2 separate regions of the Mus musculus genome follow, and region 1 is linked to region 2. A link is a loop called in an ENCODE intact Hi-C map of the cell type or tissue named here. Cell type or tissue: left cerebral cortex. All regions are shown on one strand. Links, peaks and the distances in the headings refer to the core of each region. The heading gives the core; the rest is flanking DNA.

Evidence for each region. Hi-C counts contacts between places; a loop is a spot of excess contacts. Peaks named below come from ENCODE experiments on the same cell type or tissue, not always from the same donor. Only the 100,000 strongest peaks of a DNase experiment are listed, where the experiment ranks them.
Region 1: a loop joins it to region 2, with 2.1 times the contacts of the local background. A loop is called at or near these places in 2 of 42 quality-filtered maps.

Annotation. Positions count from the first base shown.
Region 1 is chr15:81,335,426-81,346,786 of GRCm38, reverse strand. It overlaps Slc25a17 (solute carrier family 25 (mitochondrial carrier, peroxisomal membrane protein), member 17), which reads left to right. Exons shown (of 9, transcript NM_011399.3): 2 at 2,626-2,686; 3 at 6,747-6,813; 4 at 8,700-8,851. Among named protein-coding and RNA genes, the nearest start is that of Slc25a17, 20 kb to the left of the region's middle. In left cerebral cortex, for the core only: no CTCF peak of the experiment used is centred there; a DNase peak (open chromatin) is centred at 5,089; H3K27ac peaks cover 298 bases.
Region 2 is chr15:81,100,062-81,111,422 of GRCm38, reverse strand. All of the region lies in intron 2 of Mrtfa (myocardin related transcription factor A), which reads left to right. Among named protein-coding and RNA genes, the nearest start is that of Mrtfa, 85 kb to the left of the region's middle. In left cerebral cortex, for the core only: a CTCF peak has its summit at 5,223 (motif pointing right); DNase peaks (open chromatin) are centred at 7,557, 7,725, 8,046, 8,630 and 6 more places; H3K4me3 peaks cover 3,713 bases; H3K27ac peaks cover 4,297 bases.

The DNA.
Region 1 (11,361 bases), core at 1,676-9,675, 240 kb before region 2:
TGTTGTATCAGTTTTCTGTTTCTACATAACAAATGTGACCATGCCTACCAAGTAGCTTAAAACCATACCTGTTTATCATCTGTAAGGTAGGCCAGTGCAGGTTTATTGAAATAAAAAGCAAGACATTGCAATAGCTATGTTTCTTTTTCAAGGCAGTGGTTCTCAGCCCCTGGTCAAGACCCCTTTTGGGGGTATTGAACGACCCTTTCACAGGGGTCAACTAAAACCACCTGCATATCAGATATTTACATTATAATTCATAACAGTAGCAAAATTACACTTCTAGTAGCAACGGAAATAATTTTATGGCTGAGGATCACCACAACATGAGGAACTGTATTAACAGGTTGAGATCCACTGCTCTAGGTAAAGATCATTTCCTTCTTTTGACCACTTTCCAGAGGCTGCTACATTTCCTGACTAGTGGCCTCTTCCTCCATCGCCAGAGTTCGTAGTTGGAGTCTCTTCTTACACCCAGTTGCTTTCTCCTACTTACTCCTCTGACCTGCTCCCGAGTCTTCTTTCCTCCAGGGTTGGGAATAGAACCCAGAGTTGTTTCCTCCTCCTCCTCCCTTTTAAAGATTGTCTTTTGTTTGGTTTGATTTAGATAGAGTCTCAATATGTAGCTCAGAATTCTGTGTGGATCAGGCTGGCCTCAAGCCAGGATCTGCTTGCCTTGGATCCCTAAGTGCTGGAACTAGAGACTTGCACCCCTACACCCCTCTTAATTTTTTTTGTTTACATTTAATTTATTTATATGTGTAGATATGTGTGCACGTGTGTGGTGGTCAGAGAGCAGCATGTAGAAGCCAGTTCTCTCCTTCCATTATATGGGTCATGGGATTGAACTGATGTCATCACATTGACACCAAGAGCCTTTACTCAATGAGTGATTTTGCCAGCCCCTGATACTTTTAAGGAGTCCAGTAATTTCTTCGTTTTCACTTAGTCATCCAAAATAATCTTCCTTTTTTAAGGTCAGCTGGTTAATAAACTACAACACACTGTGACATTTTCATAGTTAGTTACAAATAAGAAACTATACTTTAGCCTCTGGGCTCTCCATGCATACACACACATATGCACGCACGTGCACACGCACACACACACACACACATTTCAAATCATAATACGATTCTTGCATGCCTTTTCAATTTTTGGTGATTATATTAAGTTATTAGGAAGTAGTCACATATATGTACATATGTATCACACACATACACATATTGGTCTTTTGGGACAAGGTCTTGCCATGTAGCCTTGACTATCCTGGAACTTGCTATGTAGACCAAGCTGGCCTCAAATTCATAGAGATCAGTCTGCCTCTGAATTCTGAAATTAAAGATGTGTGCTACCATATCCAACTTAGACTATATTTTTTGATTATCGACTGTTTTGATTTTGGGGAGTATCAGAGGCATCGTAGTAGCAACTGACCTGAAAAAAAGTCAAAACTCCATTTATCTGCTGTCTTCAAATGTGCTATAGATTTGTTTCTTTTTCAGTATCAGAGAAACAAAAGGTATTTCTTTTGGAAAATTAAACTCTCCTTCTAAATACCTAATAATGCAATTTTATATGTGGATAATCCCAATCGATTGAAGTACTGTGTTTATTTGGTAAGAATTTAATTTAACTGATAGCACCAATTAGTTGTGGTTTTTTTAATGTTACATAATATATTTTTCTTTTGATTCAAGCGTGTTATATTAGATGTGGTATGCAGTTTTTATTTGTAGTATTATGTTAGTCTTCTCTTATATTACATCCCAACAGCAGGTTCCCCTCCTTCCCACCTCTCCTCTCCTCTTTTCCCTCAGACCGAGAAGAACATCTCAGCCCTCTCAGGGACATCAACCAAACACAGCATAACAAACTACAGTAAGACCAGTCATATACCATTACATCAAGGCTGGACAAGGCAACCCAGTAGAGGGGAACGGGTCCTACAAGTAGGCAAGAGAGTCAAGGACAGCCCCTGCTCCCACTGTTAGGATTTCCACAAGAACACCAAGCTATTTAGCCATAACATGTATAGCAGAGGACCTGGGTCAGACCCTACAGGTCCCCTGATCTCTCAAGTTTCCAGGAGTTCCAGTCTGTGATTCTGTGGGCCATGTTCTTAGCAATTGATGGGAGCAGATGCAAAGTACCACAGCCAAACATTACTTATGAGTTTTTGATAGTTTAAAAATTGTAGTCTGGGTGGGGCTATGATTAAACCATCTCGATGGTCTTCCAGAGGTCCTGAATTCAATTCCCAGCAACCACATTGTGGCTCACCACCATCTATAGTAATAGAATCTGATGCCCTCTTCTGGTGTGCAGACAAATATGTAGACAGAGCACTCATATACATAAATCTTTTTTTTTTTTTAAATACAGCCAGATGCTACTGTAGATGACCTGGGTTCAGTCCCCAGACCCACATACCAGCTCACAAGCATCTGAACTCCAGTCCCAGGGAATCTGACATCCTCTTCTAGCCTCCACATTATACCAGGCGTGCAAATAATGCACAGACAGACGTGCGTGTAGACATAAAGAAAAACCACACCCATCTTTTTAAAGTTGTGGCCCATGTTTATTTACTGTAATGGCTAAAGCCCTTTTAAAACTTTGCAGGGAAGTGTGACTGCCATGACAGTGTTCTTCCCCTTGGATACTGCTAGACTTCGGCTTCAGGGTGAGTAATGATCTCATGTATTGATCCTTTGATGTTGGGAAACATCTTCTACTCCATACTGCACCGAGATAAGGATATTCTGTCTACATACTGCTGTTGTCTGCTTGCTTGCTTGGTTTTGTGACAGGGTTATATATAGCCCAACTGGCTTCAAACTCACTATCTAGCCTAACCATGGCTCATCCCCCTGCCTCCGCCTCTAAAGCTCTTGCGTTATGGCTATGCACCTGACTTAAATACCTGATCCCTACTCCTTCTCTTCCCGTACTGGGGGAGAACAAGCTTTGTACAGCAACTAGACCAGTGCTTGGCCACGGAGTGTTCACCCCCATATTGTTCTCCAAGGATAATTGTGGCAACTTAAGTTGAAGTAAATTAGAGGGTCACCTGTCGAGAATTCCACAGAGGGAATTCCCCAATGTGTAGTCGGAAAGGTTAGAATAAGTGTATGGGAGAAGTTTCTATTATAAACTGACTAGCAGTTACTTAAGAAACAGTCTTCAATACCAAGGCTCTTCAGGCTCCTAGAAGAGAAAAAGGGTGGCCTGAAGGGTTAAGCCAAGGGTGAATTTCCTCACACTAGGAAGTGATTACATACAGCTTTTACTCATGGCAGCACCCCAAGACACCTGCCCTTCTGAAATCCATCTCACTGACTTTATCACGTAGCAAGCCCACACATGAAAAAAGGTATTTTTTTTCCTTTAGCAGTTATTAGAAAAGGCAGATGAGAAATGTACTCTCTATGCTTCCGTGTGATCGATTTCCAAACTAGGACGATGTACTGCATGATGGGTGAGTGGGCAGTGGAATTGGGACTGCACTTATACCACTGGTGTCTGGGCACTGCAGTGTAAAGCCCACCAAACAAGTCTGAGCAGAGCTCACCGTGGAAACCAAAATATATCCTAAGAGAGTCAGCCCCAAGGTCGGGTACTGGCAGGCTTGGTAAAGGAATCAGTACTGGGACAAAGTGAGGAGCTGCTACAAGAGACAGACACACAGGGAAACTGGCCTAGTCAGCTTCAGCTTTCCTGATTTTTCCACCTCAATCATTCACACGAGGGTGCCCCCCTTGGAGACATCAGAGCCTGATGAGAAGGACTGCCCTTTGGCTACCAGCCTTCAGTTTCTTAGAAGACTCATAGTGGATGAGAGACCAAAGGGCTTCTTACATTTATAATCTCAAGCCATTACCATTCTTTCTAAACTTCCATGGCTTTTACAGTAGGCAGCCAGACCCGGGCTTCCCGTGTGCTAGGCAAGTGCTCCACTTGAACTCTGTCTCCAGGGTGATTTTGCGGCCTACACTGGACATTTTTAAAGGAGGAAGGTTTTCTAAAGAGGATAGAAACTAGAAAGCAGTGGAGACAAATAGCCATTCCTGCTCATCTAGACATGTCGCCCTAACCTGCCTCTGGCACTGCAGGGTTTTGCATTTTGCTATAATTCTTTTTTTCCCCTTCCTTCTATTTTCTTTTCATCTTGAAATTATGAACCAATGCCACAAGTTGCATAGAGAGTTTGAAAACTAACTCAAAGGTTAAACACTTTGCTTACTGGTTGTGGTTAGAATTTTTAGATAAGCAAATATTTATATGATCCACAAAGCAAAATACATAGAAAGGAGAAACTTCCAATCCACCTTCACCCCTCTCCACCATCGTTAACACTGTGGTGTTTCTTGGTATCTTCATCTCTAGGAAGATTTCACTCTCTTTGTCTCTTAGTTTTTAAAATTACTCTTAATTGTATGTATGTGTAGTATTGTGTGTCTGTTTGGGGGTATGTGCACATGAGTGCAGGTAGCCTCAGAAGCCTGGAACTTTGGAATCCTTGGAGTTACAGGTGATTGTGAGCCACCTGATACGGGTGCTGAGCCATCTCTCCAGCTCCAAGATTTCTCGATTGGACATCCTTCAGAATAGCAGGTGTAGGTGGTCATTGTATACACACCTACAGTTCTAGCTACAGTCTGAGGCCTGTGGGCCTTTTGAGCACAGGAGCTGTACTGAGACCTTGTTTCAGAGAAAGAAGAAGAAAGAGAGAGCGAGAGAGGCAGAACAAAATAAAAAGAGTGATGGGTGTTGCAGAGACTAGAGCCCACTGATGTATAGGAGTGAAGCATGAGGCTGTCGGTCAGCCTTTCCTGGTCTCCTGAATAGCCTTTCAGGCTTTATGCAGTAACAAGCAAGTGATTTATATTCTGAGTTTTCTGTCTTACTCATATAAAAAGCAGTCTGCTCTGTCCTAGACCTTGCATTTAAAAATACTCTTTTTTAGATTTTATTTATATATGAGTGTTTTGCCCAAATGTATGTCTGTATAGTACACGTGTGCCTCATTCCCACAGAGACCAGAAAAGGCACCAGATTTTCTGAGACTGGAGTTACAGAGGGTTGTGAGTCACCATGTAGATGCTAGGAATTGAACCTGGGTCCTCTGGGAGAACAGCCAGATCTCTTAACTGCTGGGCTCTCTCTCCAGCTCCTCTCCCCCTGAAACTTTGCAGTGTGTTTTTCTTTATCCAGTCTGCCAGTTGTCAAGTCTGCATGCACCATAAGCTGCCTACCCTTGCCCTATTGCGAAAGAAGTCTTGGGTTGTTTTACTTTTTTGTTATTGTTCTTGCAAATACCATGTAATAATAGATTTGTTCATAAGCCATTTTGTTTCTGTAAACTTTATGGGATAAATTCCCAGATGTGAGATTTCTTCCACATCAAGGGGTAGATGTGTGATTTTGAGTAAATGCCAAATTGCGTTTAATGGGGACTGACTAACTTGCCATTTCATAAGATATACTGGTACCAATTTTAATTCTAGAGAAACTGGTTCATTTCCACATTTTTATGTTTTCAGATTAATTTTATAGCGTGGGCAGGAAATTTGAAGTTAATTGAAATGTGGATATTGTTTTCAGTGACAGTGCCCAAGAAATGAGGGCGTTGTCCTGGGATTCAAGGCTAGGAAGCAGCACAAAGCCAGACGCTGGAAATCTGGGCTTTAATCCTGGCTTTGCTTTTATTTCCCTGCCTCTTTCATAAAGGAAGAGAGTAGAGGCTGAAAGATGGCTCAGAGGTTAAGAACGTTTGTAGCTCTAACAGAGGACCTGGCTTCAATTCCCAGAACCCACATGGCGGTTCTGAAACATCTGTAATTCCAGCTGTAGATTATCCAACACCCTCTCTGACTTCCCTGGGCACCAGGCATACATATAGTGCATGTAGGGCAAAACATTCATACATAGAAAATAAAATAAATAAAATTTTTTTAAAAGAGAAGAAAGTAGTCAGTTTCCTTTATAAGGTATGGAAATAAAAATGAGAACATGCATGTTGGCTTTAAAAAGAGCACTATGTGAGGCTAGAGAACTGGCTAAGCCATTAGAAATATTTATGAATTCATAACATTATGGGTCCAGAGGACCCAGGTTTGGTTCCTAGCACCTACATCATGAGGTTCACAATTGTCTGTCTCTGCTGGTCCAGGGGATCTGATGCTCTCTGGACTCCAAGATTTCCTGCATGCATGTGGCACACATAAAGTCACAGAGACACACATGCATAGGATGGAAGGGAAATGGGGAAGGAAGGGTAGAGACATGGACTGTATGGACCTAGAGAGATGGCTTAGTGGTTACAAACATACACTGCTCTTCTAGAGGACCCAAATTCAGTTCCCAGTAATCCAGTTCCAGGGGTCCTATACCCTCTTCTGGCCTCTAAGGGCACCTGCACTCAAGCACACACTGACACACAAACACATGTACAAACATGCAATTAAAAAGAAAGTAAATATTTTAAGAAAGAGCTTAGTAAAACTCCAGAAATAGCATTTCAGCATTACTGTGGCAATTAGGATTTAAGTTAAAATTCTTTCTGAGTAACAGATGAAACCCACGGAATTTTCTCTGGGGAAGTAAAGCCATTGGCTAGACACACTGGAGGGTCTGAGGCAAAGCAGGGAATTCAAAGAACAAGTGAGTTTATGCAGATGAAGTGATGGCGCTTTGGTGAAGCTCGCTGATGCTGCAGATAATACTTGTCTTCATTCTTACAGTCGATGAGAAAAGAAAGTCAAAAACGACGCATGCAGTGCTCCTGGAGATAATTAAGGAAGAAGGCCTGTGAGTACTGCCTGTTTCACAGCTCCATCAGAGCGCCTCATATGAAGACTTCCATGCTGAGTGAGACTTGAAGTCCCTGCTCAGAGGCTCGGGACATATAGAGCCAAATGCATTCTTAATTCCTTACATATCTGTTTGGTTTTTGTTTTGTTTTTAGATTTATTTCTCTGTGTTAGTACTTTCCTTACATGTATGTCTGTGTATCATGTGTGTGTCGGATGCTCAAGGAAGCAATAAGAGGGTGTTGGATCCCATGGTTGTGAACCACCATGTGGGTCCGGGGATCCAAACCCAGGTCCTCTTCAAGAGCAACAAATGCCCTTACCTGCTAAGCCCTCTCTATCCTCCACCATTTAATTAATTAATTATTTATTTATTTTTAATGGCACCTTCTAAAAATTTTTTTTCTTTTTTGGTTTTTTGAGACAGGGTTTCTCTGTGTATCCCTAGCTGTCCTAGAAATCACTCTATAGACCAACTGAGAAAAATTTCACCCGTTTCTACCATCCAAGTGCTGGTATTAAAGGCACCACTGCCCAGCTAAATTTAATGTTTAATAAAGCAATAGTGTTGTTGCTCAAGAGTTGAGGATTTAGCTCACTGATTTCATATTAGGGCCTGGTTTCAGTGCCAGTAGCACACATTGCACAAGACACACACATACAGAGTTTGTTCCTATCAGTTGCATCCAGACAGATTGCATTATTTTTCTTCTTTTTTAAATTTCTTTGAATTTTTATTTTGAGATAATTTCAGAGTTGCAAACAATTTCAAAACTGAAATTGGTACAGTGCATCACTGCCCGCTTTACGCTTTTATTGACCATTTTTACGTTTCCACTTGCCCTCCCTGTGTTTCCGTCTTTAGCACACACACATATCATAAGACTTTTTTGAGTTTGTCAGTTATGTGCATCAGAGCATTTAACCTCTATGACAGTTTAAAATAATATATTCTCCCCTCCACTTTCTTTTCAAGATAAGGTCTCCTTATAAGGCCCTGGCTGGCTTGGGACAAGCTATGTTGACCTTGAACTCATAGGAATCCACCTTCCTTTGCCTCCTGAGTGCTGATATTAAAGATGTGAATTTTAATTCTTGTTTTAAGTTTGCCTGCATGCCAGAAGAAAGCACCAGATCTCATTTTAGATGGTTATGAACCACCATGTGGTTGCTGGGAATTGAACTCAGGACCTCTAGAAGAGCAGTCAGTGCTCTTCACCTCTGAACCAATGTATTCTCAATAAGAATAATGAGTGCCGAGGTAGTACAATGGTGCGTACCTGTAGTGCCCGCTCTGTAGGAGGCTGGGGAAGAACTGCTTAATGCAGGTGTTCAGGGTCAGGCTAGACAGTATGATGAAACATCCCCCTCTTTCCTGCTGGCCTCCTGTGGTCCATGTGTGCTTTCTGTCGTATGCTGTAGCTACTTCCTGCAGCTCTAAGCACCTGTGGGGAGAACCTTTTAAGGTGCTGCAGATGTCCTGCTCTTTGTCATACCGTGAGATTGTCAGTAGAAGCCAGACTTTTCCTGGCTTCATACTACTTACTTCTCTCAGTTCTATGTCAAGCAAGAGAAGGGAGGGATGGTTTATTCTGACTTCCTTCACAGTCCATCATGATAGATCAGGCATGCCAGCTGATCACATTGCCTCCACGGGAAGTGGGACGGGGAACATCCCCAGTGACTGTCCCCTCTTGCAAGGATCTACCTCTTACAGACTTCGAAGCCTTCTAAACCAGTTGTGGGTAGAGGTGTTGGCATCAAGCATGCACATACATAAGCCTGGAGGGAGTGGCTTACATTCAAACCTTGACAGGCCTCTCTGGCAATTGCCCATGGCTTTTGTTCATGATCTTTACTTTGTTTATTGTGTTTTTTCCGTAGCCTGGCACCATACCGAGGATGGTTTCCAGTTATTTCCAGTCTCTGCTGCTCCAATTTTGTCTATTTTTACACTTTTAATAGCCTCAAAGCAGTGTGGGTCAAAGGTCAGCGTTCTTCTACAGGAAAAGATCTCGTGGTTGGGTTTGTAGCAGGTAACAAAGTTTTCTGTGTATAAAATATGTTTATATTTTAATGTTGATCTATGCTTCATATATCCTCTAAGAGATGATTTTAGCACTCAGTAATACTACAGAGAATATGACCAGTTTTTCTGACATGTCTTCTTTTTTTTTTTTTTTTTTTTTTTTTTTTTTTTTTGGTATTTTTGAGACAGGGTTTCTCTGTGTAGCCCTGGCTGTCCTGGAACTTACTTTGTAGACCAGGCTAGCCTCGATCTCAGAAATCCGCCTGCCTCTGCCTCCCAAGTGCTGGGATTAAAGGCATGCGCCACCACCGCTCAGCACTGACATGTCTTCTTAATGTGAACTTAAAAACACATGACATAAAATTTGTCACTAGCCATTTTAAGATAGTCATATGAAATATGCTTGCATTTTAAAACTGATACCAGAGGTGTTCATTTTACAAACCTCATACACCCAAAGTAAATTCCCTGTCTCTCCCTCGCCAGCCCTTGGTAACCATCATCCATCCTACTTTCTGCTTTTAAGGATTTGACTACGTTAGCTACTGCTTGTAAGTGGAATCGTATGGTATTTGTCTTTTGTAGCAGGCTTATTTCAGTCAGTAGTATCCCCGATATTCAAGTATATTGTAGCGTTTCACAGGTAGATAACACTCTGCGGTGTGACTGCTTTACATTTGTGAATCCACTCATCTGCTAACGGACACTTGGGTGGCATCCACCACTTGCTGTTGTGAATAGTGCTCCATGAACACAGGGCTGGGCACCTAAAAAGATGCCCTCGTCTCAAGTACTTTTGTATGTATGTCCTCAAATGGTATCGAATATCATATGTAATTGTTGTGAGTGTGCCATGTCAGAAGCAATGATGGACACATAAATCTCTTTTCACAATGTCAGAATTTTTGAATAAGGATAAATTTACAAGCTCCATCTGTTTCTTTGGCTGTAATTTGCGGTGTCCCAATTTCCCTTGGTAGCTGGCAGTTCTTTTGTTGTGATCTTAGCCACTGATCTTATCTTTTAGAGCTCATATTATAATCAACTGTAATGATGTGTGTGAGCACTAAGGGACACAGAGGGTTAAAGAGGTGGAGGCAGGAGGATGGTGGGTGCAAAGAGATTCTGGGGTGCTGTGTTAGCAAATGAGCCTGTTGGAGAGCTGCCGGAGATGCCCCTACCTCGGAGCCAGGCTGTAGATTTCACAGGTTGGAACTGAGCCTCAGAGTAGAAGAAAGCTGCTGCCAATGTGGACAGGCTGTGGAGGCTGCAGAAGTGAGGGGCAGGTCCCCGTGGACGGTCTGGTAGACTATCAGATGGCAGTGGAAGTAGGCTGTGTCAGCAGTGGCACAAAGCTGGGCTGCAGTCCCTAAAGTGCTTAGAACATCTCTGCTGCCTATACTAGTCCCTTGGCACACATGCCAGATGGTCAGGTGATAGGTCAGTGTGGACTGTCAACGTTGTAGTGTTAGACATTTCCTTCAAGAGGCTCAGATGAGGGTGTTTCACCTTTCCTTGGTCTTATCTGTCCTAGGGCCTGCTTCTTCTGGTATGTGACCATAAGGTTCCAACCGACTTTGATGATTCTATAGGGTGGCACCCATTTTCCTTTAAGGACTTACTGGTGTGTACCTTGTATGTGCTGCTGCACAGGCAGTGGTGTCTGGATGCATGAGGAGGGGCAGACTTGTTCTGTGCCTGTGCTCCAAGTGAACAATGAGTCCTGTGCTGCATGGAAGGTGGAGTGACTGTGTAGCTGAGTGAGCCGTAGTCTTCTGTCTGGCCCTGGGGCAGTGCCCATGCCAGCTGTATCTTTATGGTCCAGGGATTGTTAGTAGGCTTCTCACTCTTCTCTCGGCATTGCTTTCTCTCTTAATCAGTGCGTGTTTCCTTCGTCGAGTGTTTTGTGTGTGTGTGCTCATTGCTTGTTTGTATATTATCTCTACAAAAGTGTCCTTTCCAGTTCTTGGCCTTTTTTTTTTTTAAAACCAAGCTACTGTTTTTGCATTCTTGGGTTGTAGGAATCCTTCATGCCTTGTAATAAACTTCTGGTACCTGGCCCAGCCCCTAAAACCATTGTAGTGTTATGTCTGTCACTGCTTCTTTCTGTTGACCTTAGTTCTAGGTGGCAAGGACGGCAGTAGTAAGTGAAGAGAGAGTCCTTGTCCTCCTGAGGCTTACAGTCCAGTGATGTAAGAAGGACAATCGGGAAGATAAATCAAATGTGCAGTGTCTTAGAAGAGAAGGGCTAAGGGCAGATTTCATCAGAGGAGGAGGGTAGAGAGCTGGGCAGGCTAGCTAAGGGACAGTTTTAGACAGCATGGCTTTTTTTCTTTTTCTTTGTTCCTTTTTGGACAGGGTTTCTTTTTGTATTGTTGTCTAGGCTGCCCTAGACTAGCTCTGTAGACCTTGAAAGATCCATCTGCCTTAAAGGTGTACACCTCCACCGCCTAGGTCACTGTGGCCATTTTAAAATAGGTGATAAAGACATGCAGAAACATGGCAGGAGTGTTGGAG
Region 2 (11,361 bases), core at 1,957-9,956:
TTTAGATTATTGTCCTGTGACTATATTCTCTGGTGTATCAGAGCTTCTGTGTGAAGTTCTATAATTTCCTATGTGGAAATTATACTTTCTTATTTCTCACACATGTTTTGTTCTGTTTACTTTACCCTATTTTTGTGGACCTGAGACTTGAACCTGGGCCCTGCATGCTGGCTGTAGCCTCTGCCCTCCATTTCCCTTTAAATGTTTCCTATATTAAATACCGTTGCAAATGTTCCCTTTCGCTAGCTGATCTCAAGTATTTTCCTGAAAGAGTTAGTCCGGTCTGTTTTCTAGGGTGCTGGGTGGGGTGGGCCACCCTGCGTGAGGGAAGGACAGGACAGAATGGGTGGGAAAAGGTTATATTTACTCCTTCCATGTGGCTTTTCCTCCTCTCTGAGTGACTTAAGAAGTCCTCATTCCATTTTGCATGTTTTTAACTGCCAGGGGAGAAAGGGCCAATTTTTCATGTTTCCTGTGAGGGACGCCAGTACACTTCTGCACCACAGAGCTGCACAGGAGGTACTAATTAATCGTTGAGAGAAGTAAAAGTCTTGAGTGGGCAGTTTCAGATCTAAATTATAATATTTTCTTGGGTAAAGAAAAGAGAGTTTTAAAACTATGTTCCTCAGGAGTCTCAAAGCTTTTCTAGATTTAGTCTCACTTGAAAATGTCCAAATCTTAAGATTCATTAAATGACTATTTATAAAGTGACTTAAAGACTTTTCTAAAACTACTTTATCCCAGTCTTAAAGATAATCAGTATTCCATCTTATTCATCAGATGTTAAGCCAGGCTCCTAGTGAACAGATAGCAGATAGAACCCCCTACTCCAAAAAAATAAACAGTAGAAACAAAAAACCTGGCTTCTCATAGGTCCACCCACATCTCAGAGAAGCCTGCTGTCAGCATTCGGCATGCCTCCTGCATCATCGCCGCTGACTTGTGTGTTATGTGCCCTGATTCCATTTAGCCTTGTAGCTTAAGGTTTTCATACTCTGTTGAATATTTTTTCTCTCTCTCCAGTTGGGTATTTAAAACAGTTTCTACTTTTTACAGAAGTACTGACTTAAAGTGTTTGACTATTTTAATGTTGTAAAAATTATTCCAGGACTCTTTTCAACTGAGTTCTAACGTATTAGAGAATAATCAAGGTAAATGAGGATTTCATTGTCTAACTTAGACAGACAGACAGACAGAAAGAGAGAGGGGGGAGAGATTAAACAAGTTATATGAGCCAATTCATTTACAAACGATAAATCTTTTAAAAGGAAAAACACAAGATGTTAGGATAACAGATCAAACTCCTGGCAGAGGGGCATTTGCACACCTGTAGTATAGTCTCACACAGACACATAGTCACTTAAAAATAAAGTTAACGGGCTGGTGAGATGGCTCAGTGAGTAAGAGCACCCGACTGCTCTTCCGAAGGTCTGGAGTTCAAATCCCAGCAACCACATGGTGGCTCACAACCATCCTAACGAGATCTGACTCCCTCTTCTGGAGTGTCTGAAGACAGCTACAGTGTACTTACATATAAATAAATAAATCTTTAAAAAAAAAATAAATAAAGTTAACAAATTTAAACAAATAAGATAAAGTGGGAAAAAAATTAATGACAGCAAAAGAGTCAGTTGGTAACTAGGACCGTCTCAATACAGGAAGCGTGGACAGGAACAGCCCAGTTAAGAATTTACCTCAGGGGCTGGTGAACGCACCTGCCGCCTGAGATGAATCTCAGGACCAGCAGAGTCCTGCAAGTTATCCTCTGGCCTCCATTTAAACAACAGGAGAAACACTGCAAGTGACTCATGCTTGTCACCCAGCCCTGAGGAGACCCAAGGAGGATCGCTACACATCTGAGTCCAGCTTGGACTACAGAGTTAAGACAATGCCTAGAAATGAATAAATGAATGAATGAATGAATGTATGGTTACTGCTGTATGGGGAGAGGATGAAGTGTGTTAAATGTGTGTTGTTGGCGTGGGCATGGCCATGCCAAGAACCCAGTGCCTCAGACCTGTGGGAATGGTCATGTCTCCCTCTGGTCCAAGTACAAGTGTTTATGAACAGTTTAACAATTGGCATGTGTATGTAGAAACTACCAGAGCTTTCTCTTCCCAAATGTCTGAGACTGAGACCTGAGACTATTCTCTATGGAGACCTCCTACTGAGCGTAGCTAGCCTGTCGACTACCTTGTTCAGCTGTGTATAATACATCTGCCTTCTTGCTCAGCCACATAAATGTGCTGGGCTGCTACTGGACCTGGAGTGCCCAGCCTGCATGTGTCTGTCCTTCCTTCATTCCCTGGTCACATCAGATCACCCCTGCTGTGCAGGCTGTGTATGTAGGTCATGCCACTGTGGCCCAGCTGAGGTAGGAACGAGAGTTTATGACACATTTCTGCCCCAAGCTTTAACTCAACTTAGATTGGGGTTCTATATCTAACTCTCGATAACTGGAAACGAGGAGGGATAGATCAGTGCTGTGAAAAAAACAGCAAAATCCAAAATGTGGAAAGCCAGCCTGCATTCTTGAAGAAAGTACAAGATTAAGGATATGTGAGAGACATATCAGTGAGAGGAAATGTGTTGTCACCTATGAACTCCAACTTGAGTAAGTCCATTTCCACAAATGTATGAGATAACTGGAAAAATGTAAACGCTACTTAGATAGTTGTTTGTATAAAGGGATTAAAAATATTTTGGTATGGTAAAAATTTAAATACCAGTTAGATAGTTGATCATATTAAGTGGTTAAAATATTTTGGTATGCCATTATACTGAATAGTTTTGCATTCTCTCTCTATAGAAAATTGGATGCCTTGGATTTCCTTTGGCATGACACGTTGTTGATGGGTGCTCTGTGCTGGCAGGAGCACAGAAGGGCAGATAGAACAAGTGTGGCCACATGGGCAGGAGTTCAAGCGGAATGGTGGGAATGGAAGCGGTTTAGTACACGCTTCTTTCCTGTCTTTGTATGTGTTTAACTTTTCTGTAAGTTAAAACTGTTTGCAGACATTGAGCAACATTGAAAGGCCTGGAATGAAGTACTAAGTGAAGGGATAGAATAAAAAATGGCTTTGAGGAATATATTATGATGTAATCAATTCCATTTGGTAACTAATTTTGCATTTTGTAACTCATTAGTGGTTCAGGGCTGGGTGGAGCATAAGTTTATGGTTTGGGATCTCTGTAATTGAGAAAGGGAAAGGCCTGCCTTGCAGGGAGCAGTACAGGGTGATGATACTACAAGCTTGCTTTTGGACATATGTGCTTAATTAAAGATAGCCAAGTAGAGAGGAATAGTTGCAGACTTAAAGGTGATGTCAGAGTTAGACATGGGCTAAAATTTAGTTGGAAGTTCAAACATTCGGGAAGGATGAGACTGCCCTGGGAGTGTGTAAAAGAAAGGAAGGGTGTCCTTAGAGGGGCAGAGAGAGAGGCGTCATTGGGAACTCTAAGGGGGATGCTGAAGGAGGCAGGAAGAGTATGGAAGCACTGGCACGTTCTCACGGTGTCTCGTGTAAATACTGCTTGCCTGTGTGGTTGGTCTTCTCCTCCCCCCCCTTTTCTCTCTTTTATTTTATTTTCTTCCTTGAAGTCACAATCTCACTATGTAGCCCCAGGTACATACTTTTCAGTCTTTCTGCCTTGTTACCAGGGTGTTAGGTTCTGAGTCTGTATCACCTCTCTGGCTGGTTCTTCCAGATTTGGAAGACCAAAGGCCTTTGGGGGTTTTGGCATCTGATGGGGTAGGAAGGAAACCCATGTGTAATATGCAAAGTTATCTTATTTAACATTCTTTAAATGTTTTAAGGAATTACCAAAACATGCCAAGCATTTAAGAACTATACTGGCATTTGTAGTATCATGTCCCTTTAGTGCAGTAATAGCGAATGGCTCATGTTAAATTCGCCTTGGTTAGCTAGAGTGTCATGATTGGAAAGGCGCAAAGCTTTCATTTTATTTCCCGTGTGGTTGTCCTTCATCCCCAGGGGGCTATGGCCCAATGTAGCGAATGTATACTTCAGTTCCGTATGCTTTTATCAGTGTATCTTTCAGTTCTTTTTATGAAATATTACCAATTTACATGAAAAAAATATGGAAGAAAAGCTTTCAATACTTTGAATCCAATACTTTGGACCTGGGGAGCCTAGTCCTAAAGCCTGTTTGTACAGTTACTGTGGAGAGATGCAAAGATGTTTGTGTTAGTGTTCTCTAAAGGAACAGAATTTATAGTGAGAGAATGAATGGCTCTACCATTCATTTAACTATTATCTATTTGAAGGGGATTTATTAGGATAACTTACAGGCTGAGGTCCTGCTAGTCCAACAATGGCTGTCTACCAATGGAAGGTTGGAGAATCCCGTAGTTGATCCAGTCCTCGAGGCTCAGCTGGTGAGGAAGTAGCTTCTAAATGCCAGGGAAGGAATGGGCTTGCTAGCATGAGTGAGAGCAAGCAGGCAGAGAGCAGATTCCTTTTTCTATGTTCTTTATGTAGGCTGCCAGCAGAAGGTGTGGCCCAGATTAGAGGTGGATCTTCCCACCTCAGAGATCCAGATCAAAACTGGGTCTTCCTACTTCAGTCCCTCCTGGGTGTGTCCAGCCATTTGGGTTTTAAGTTAATTCCAGATGTAGTCAAAATGACAAGTGAGAGCAGCCACCACAATAAAAGAAGAATCCAACTGCTAGGCAAATAGCAGTTGGATTCTGGGATTTTTAAAAAAATCACGTTTTTAGATTTCTGTTTTTTAAAACAGCTTTTCTTTCTTGTGTTCCTTCTGTCCCAAATTCATTCTCAGTAGGATTTGCTGTAAATAAGTGAGATCAGCTAAAACCTGCGGTTCCCATTATTGTCCAACACCACCCAACTGTCCAAGTCTCCTGAGGGCGCACAGCATTCATTGTCAGCACTTCTTATGGCAGGGGGTGCCTGGCAGGAGGGGACAGTCTGTGCCCTTCTCTCAGTCTTTATGCAGAAATCTTGTAATTTGTAATTTCCTCCAAGTACAGAACTGTGAGTGAGAAATTGCTTCATATGAAGGAAACAAAACAAACTAACCCCTCACGGCATATTGTACAGCTCCAGAGGTTCAAAGGGATGACTCGGCCTTTTAGGGATGCTCTTCCACGTTACTAACCTCTGACCAGACTCTTAAACAGTCCCAGTTGAAATTCTCTCATTTTTCATATGACAGTTGGAGCTCGGTTGCCAGAAGGGGGCCTTGAGAATGCGCTGCCTCCAAAGCATCGTGCGCCCACACTGGCTGCCACTCCACTGCCTGTTGAGTCATTCCCTGAGCTCTATATAGAGCTCGGCTCTTAAACACCGTGTTCTTGGAGTGAGAAAGAACCAACCTCCCTGCACCAAATCTGCATTGCCCTTTCTTTTGTGCCTTGCCTTCTTTGTGAAGCTGTTCTTTTAAAAGGTCTCCCAGGGCTTGCGTTTATTACTTGTTTGATTTTGTAGGCATGAAGGCATCCACTGGGCCAGGACTGCCCTAGTGTGCTTCACCAGAAAGAGTCAGGAATTCTAGGTAACGGCCCAACAGCTTCCTAGTTTCCTGATATTTATTAAAAGTCCATCAAATTGCCCAGAAGCATATTAATATCATTTTATTGTATCAGTTATTTAAACAAACTGCAAAAGGGATAAATGACCTTTATTGAGGCATGAAATAATTTCTACCTGTAATTGAAAAGGATATTAGGTTTTGGGTTTTTTTTTCTTCCCGGGAAAGCAAAATGCCCTCGTCTATTCTCATCTCGAAGAGCTGCTCCTTGTTTTAGGGAAAGGCCGAGGGTTATCAGGAAAGGACTCTTTCACATATATGCCATACTCCAGCATGTTCATAGAGCATTTTAGGAAGGTTATCTGTGGCATTCTGTCCATCCACAGCTAGCATGTCCCCCCATGAGCAGTGAGGGGCTCTTTAGGATGACTGGCAGATGTGAGAAACAGATTCCCGCTCCGGCTTTTGGAAACATTTTTTAGTTGGAGAGGGGGTGGGGAAACAGTTGAACTGTAGTTAAGTAATCAGCTTTCTTAGCTGTTGCCTATAAATACCACGTTTGCAAGGCTGTTGGACTCCTCAGCAAAGTTACGCCGAATATGTGTTTATTTGTATTATATGTTGATGCGTGTCTGATCTCCGAGGGTTTCTTTCATGAGACTCAGCTTGGATTGTGTTTGCTTTGTTGTCCGAAACTGCGTTAGCCCCAGAGTTCCTTCTAGTAGAGTTTTGAATAAAACCTGTCTTCCCATTTTTAAGAGAGGGAAGCAGTTTGATCTGTCTTACGAAGTCTTTCTATGCCCCTCCCCTGCCCCTAGAGAGGACAGGAGGGGAGGAGCCACTGCTCTAACCACGAACTTCAGGTCTTCTCTGGAGCGCTGGGCTTCCTGTCTGCACTCACTCAACTCTGGGCCATCTTGACTTGCCTGAAGGGTGGAGAGTTGATGTCTTCCCGGAGAAGAGCAGTGAGGGCTCACGCTCTCCTCTGCGCACAGGCATGAGACTGAATTGGTAAAGCTTGCTGTGGCCTTTTAGACTTTCCCTGTGACTTTTTGTATCTGTGATCTGTTTCCGTGAAGACTCCTCCGTCATGACTCTGCTGGAGCCTGAGATGCTAATGATGGCTGTGCAGTCAGGTAATTCCCTTATTTCCTGCAAAGCTCACTTGCCACGGGCGTCTTTAAGATGGTTGAACACATTTGTGTTAGCCCTGGGCTGAGGTGGGAAGCTTAAACATAAATTATCCTGTACTATTTCATTTTCAGGTTTTTACTGTTTTTAATTTCTTCTTTAATTGCGGTTTCTAGTTATCACACTCAGCTTAGAGTTAGATGCTCACAGATCTGAGGAGGACCCAGCAAGGAGACTTGTTCGTTTTTCTTTAACCATTTGATCACTGTTTGGCACTGCTTTTAGAGAAAGATAATTACATTGCTTTTGCTGCTTTACACGCTACGTCTTTAATTGCAGCCTACTCTCTTTATGTCACTGTGAAAGTATCCTTTGTGGGCTCCTCCACTGTTCTCTCTCTTCTCTGTAAATCCTTTCCATTTCATCTTTAAGCATCTATGGGAACGCTCTTGATAAAGCACAGGTTGGGGTTAAATTTTACAGATAGGGAAGCAGTTAACAGAAAGAATGCAGGATTTTTGAAATTCTATCTCTAAAAATAGTTTTCTAATTCAAAGCTTCTCTTAAAACATTTAAAAATGTCAGATAGTTTTTTTTTTAATGGTTTCTTTTACTTTTGGTGTTTTTAAAATTTGTAAGTCAGATAATCTAAAAATAGAGAATGTTCCCTTTCTTATTTTTAGACTTCTACTAAACTGTAATCTGTAGTGTTTTCTGACAGATACACACAAGTGCCATTTGTACCCTCTACCCCGTTCCCTGGCCCCACGCAGAGAACGAAACTCTTTGGTGATGCTGACACAGTCACTGGCATGGTGGTCTCCATTCTCCCTGGGGAGTGCTTAGAGTGAGTGTTGTCAGACCCATGGCCACATCAGCTGAAGACATTACAGGTTGCGCCTCTGGACAGGAAGGGCCAGGGAAGAAGAATCCACTGCCATTCTCTTCTTCCTGGTTTACAATCAGCCATAATGAGTCATTTATCATATGAATTGTTCTGTTCTTATGTGCTGTGCATTTCAGGTTCTCTTTCCCTTTGCTCCCACAGATCTCTGGAGCGTTGTGTTCCAAACAAACAGTGTGCTTAGCTGAGTGTTTCCCATCTGTCTCTGATGAGGCAGCTCAGGTGCTCCCAGTTAACTGACTCTCTTCTCCCACCTGTAGTCAGGTTTTCTGCCATGTGAGGCCAAGTGCATATTTTACTTCAGGGGCAGATTTTAATATTTGAGCCCTTTCTTTTCGATCATTTTTATTTGTAGGTATCTTAGACAATAACATTTCACAATGCAGGTGCAAGGCTTCTTCTTCCTCTGAGATAATTCCAGTGTTCCTAGCTCTAAAGGGAGAGGAAGGACTGTTCTTTGTCATTTCTTGTCTCAGAGCAGGTTTTCCTACAGCACGTGTTGGGCAGGGCTGGTCACCCATCTGTCACACAGCTACTTCATAAAACTTTCAAAGGACAGCAGCGTGTAAGACAAGTGTAGGTGAAGTGACAGGCTGTGGATACAGGTAGGACCAAGGGTCGATAGATACGGACTTTACTGTTGTATGCTGGAGTGCCATAGCCACAAGCCCATTGTAAGAGTGATGCAGTTACCATTTTGACAGAAAATGAAAAGAATCTGCTCTGAGATGCCAGTAAACAGTGACTCTTGTTAGAAGCCAAGCACTGTGTTAATCTGTACCTTAACAGCGTTCTAAGAGACATGCCTTTCACATCAGAGAACAACTAAACCCTTCATAGAGAACTGAAGGTGCGTTTGTGGTACACTGTGCTCAGCAGCAGTTTCCACTCAGTATTTAGGCTTGGGGGCTCTGGCAGGACATCTTGGGATGTCTGTGAAGGTTTCCCTCCTCGGCACTGCCAGAGGCGCTGCCTTTCTGTGAAACCTGTCTCAGTAGGATCCCTCCCTCCTGTCACTCCCGAGGCCTCAGTGCACACCAGGTATCACTTACACGGGGCTTCCAGATTAGGTCGTTCGCTTCTTTGAAAGAAGTTTATCTTTAATTATGGGTATATGTATCTGTGTGGCTGTGTCCCTGTGAGTGCAGGAGCTGCTGTTACAGGCAGCTGTGTGCGTGCCGCTGTCATCTATGGGCGGCCCCCACTTACTCGTCTGAAGAGCAAATCACTATATGTGGATTCCTGCGGTGGCACATGAGAGACACTAATTTATTTTCTGAGGAATGATGGAACTTTGTTTGACTTAGTTCTCCTGACTAATACGCAAAGCCCTTAAGATTTTTGTAAAAGTATTTTGTAATCTTCCATAAATAAATGAATCCAGTGGCCATCATCCTTTGTTTTAGCCGGTCGTTATCCAAAGCTTTGTGGCTTTCAAAGTTGACATTCTTTTGCCTCTCTGAATTTGTAGTATGCCCTGTCTGTGAGGATGTGGGTTTTTATATGGACCCTAGTGTTCCAATCAAGCCATGACTAGAGTTTGTGTCACTGCCATAGGAGTCTGTCTGGGTTGTCACAATTAGAAAGTGACTCGAATGGACATTGTAAAATTTCTGAAGCTGTCCCTAAGGGAATAAATAAGATAGGGCCCCAGCATTGACTATCTTTCAGAATGGGGGTGCGCTAGAGCTCAGGCCTGACAGATGGGATGTGGTCTTTTGAGCTTATTCTGAGACCATGCTATACATGCAAAAGGATATATAGGTATGCAGTAGGTGTATACACTTGACACATATGTAAACTCATGAATCCTACTACTCAGCCTAAGAAGCAGAGCCTAGCCTGGGTAAGCACACTTATTGGACACGCAGAGCCTAGCCTGGGTAAGCACACTTACTGGACACGCTTGCTCTTCATGTCCTTTTGGATCCTTTTATGTTTTACACCACTTGAATATTGCCTATTGAAAAAAATTCATTAATTAAACAAGTTTCTCCTTTGTTTGTTAACTTCCTTACCCTTTGATATCTTTGTACTTAACTCCTAAATATTTCTTTGACTTCTTACTCCTTGATCATGGCAGTTTTCCCTGCACTGTTCATTTTAAAACAAAATGTGCAGAATAGGGGATGGCAGTCACTTCAATGAAAGCTGGGGAAAAGCCAAGGCACGGGGACAGTAGCACATTAAATCCTGCCCGTTTTGGTACATGCTACTCTCTTAGGACACACACACACACTCACACACCACTCATAAGTCTAGAGAGCAGATCAAAAACATCAGAACCTTCAGCCTATGTCACCTGCTTTTAGGTCTGTGAGCTCTCAACATTGTGGGCTTGGAAACACCCTGATTTCTTCTAAAGGAACTGCAGAGCTTGAAGGAAACCCTGGGTATTTTCTTGTCCTCGTTTTCTTTTGAAAAGAGGAAATTGGCCTTTGGGGTTAGTTTATTTGGGGTTAGGTCATGTAATTTGTGACAGTGGTGGGAGGAGAATTTGTGTCCTCGCTGTCTTCCCAATGTTCTTTCTGCTTCAAGATATTTACAGAGACGCTGAGATCTCCAGTGTGTGAGGCTAGATATGAACCCCCAGAGACGGTGGGGTTAAGAGAGAAGGTAAAGGCAGGGCTTGGTGCCACCGCCCTTTAATACCAGCACTGGAGAGACAGAGGCAGGTGGATCTTTGGGAGTTTGAGGCTAGCCTGAGATAGTGAGTTCCAGTACAGCTAGGACTAGATAGAGGGTTACTAGTTCAAAAGAGGAAAGGAGGGAAGGAGGACCAGAGGAGATAAAACCCCTGATGTCTGGGTGCTTACTTCCCACCCCTAGGAAGTCAGGTCATAATGCCGCAGACCTACCACTGTCTACCCTCCACCTTGCCCTGTCTTCTTTGGCCTGGGTGATGGTCTCACAAGACAGGTAGCAGACAGACAGCTGTCCTAGGCGCTCTGCTTACATTCACTGCCCTCTCTCTGACTCACTGATTTATCTGGGCTCTCTCGAGTTAAGATCCAGATCAAAGGAATCTAAATTCCTCCTTCACCTCTCTTGTCTCCCGATCCTTTGTTTCTCTGGATGAAGCAGGCTGTCAAGACTCTGAACCACAATTTTAGCCTCATTAAAACAATGCCAAATTCAACAAAGATGAGCCGTATACAGTCTTACTTTTTTGGAGCCTCACTTTTATGAATACTACAGACATTATTTTAAAAGTTTTTCTTTTTAATAACAAGGGAAAATACCAAAGGCCTTGTGCTACCACTGACACTCATAACCCAACTTTCTTTGCCTTGTACTTCTTAAGGTGCAGGGCAGTGTTGGGCTGAGCTCACAGTGTCTGGGGCCTGCTTAATGTCATGCAGTCACTGAGTACATGGTAGCAGCAGAGTGAGCATAGAAGGGTTACACAAGAAGAAATTAAACTGATGAAGAGAGATGCAGTAGTGAAAAATATATACTACCATAATATATAGTGTGTAATATTTAATCACTATGATCTTGCTTCACATCTATAGAGGATACTTAAAACTTGAAAGCATGAAGATACATAGTAAGAGATGGAACACATCTCTGTGTTCTAGTGGTTTAAATTGCTATAATCCTACTATTTGGGAGGCCAAGGGAGGAGGCTTCCCAAGTTCAGATCTAGCCGAGGCTACATAGTTCCAGGCCAGCCTAAGCTACAGTGTTGAGACCTTCTCACAAAAAAGACTAAAACATTGTTGGTAAGATGGCTTAGTGGGTAAGGGAACCAGCCATTAAGCGTGATGACTTGACTTTGATCTTTGGGACCCACATGTTAGAAGGAGAGA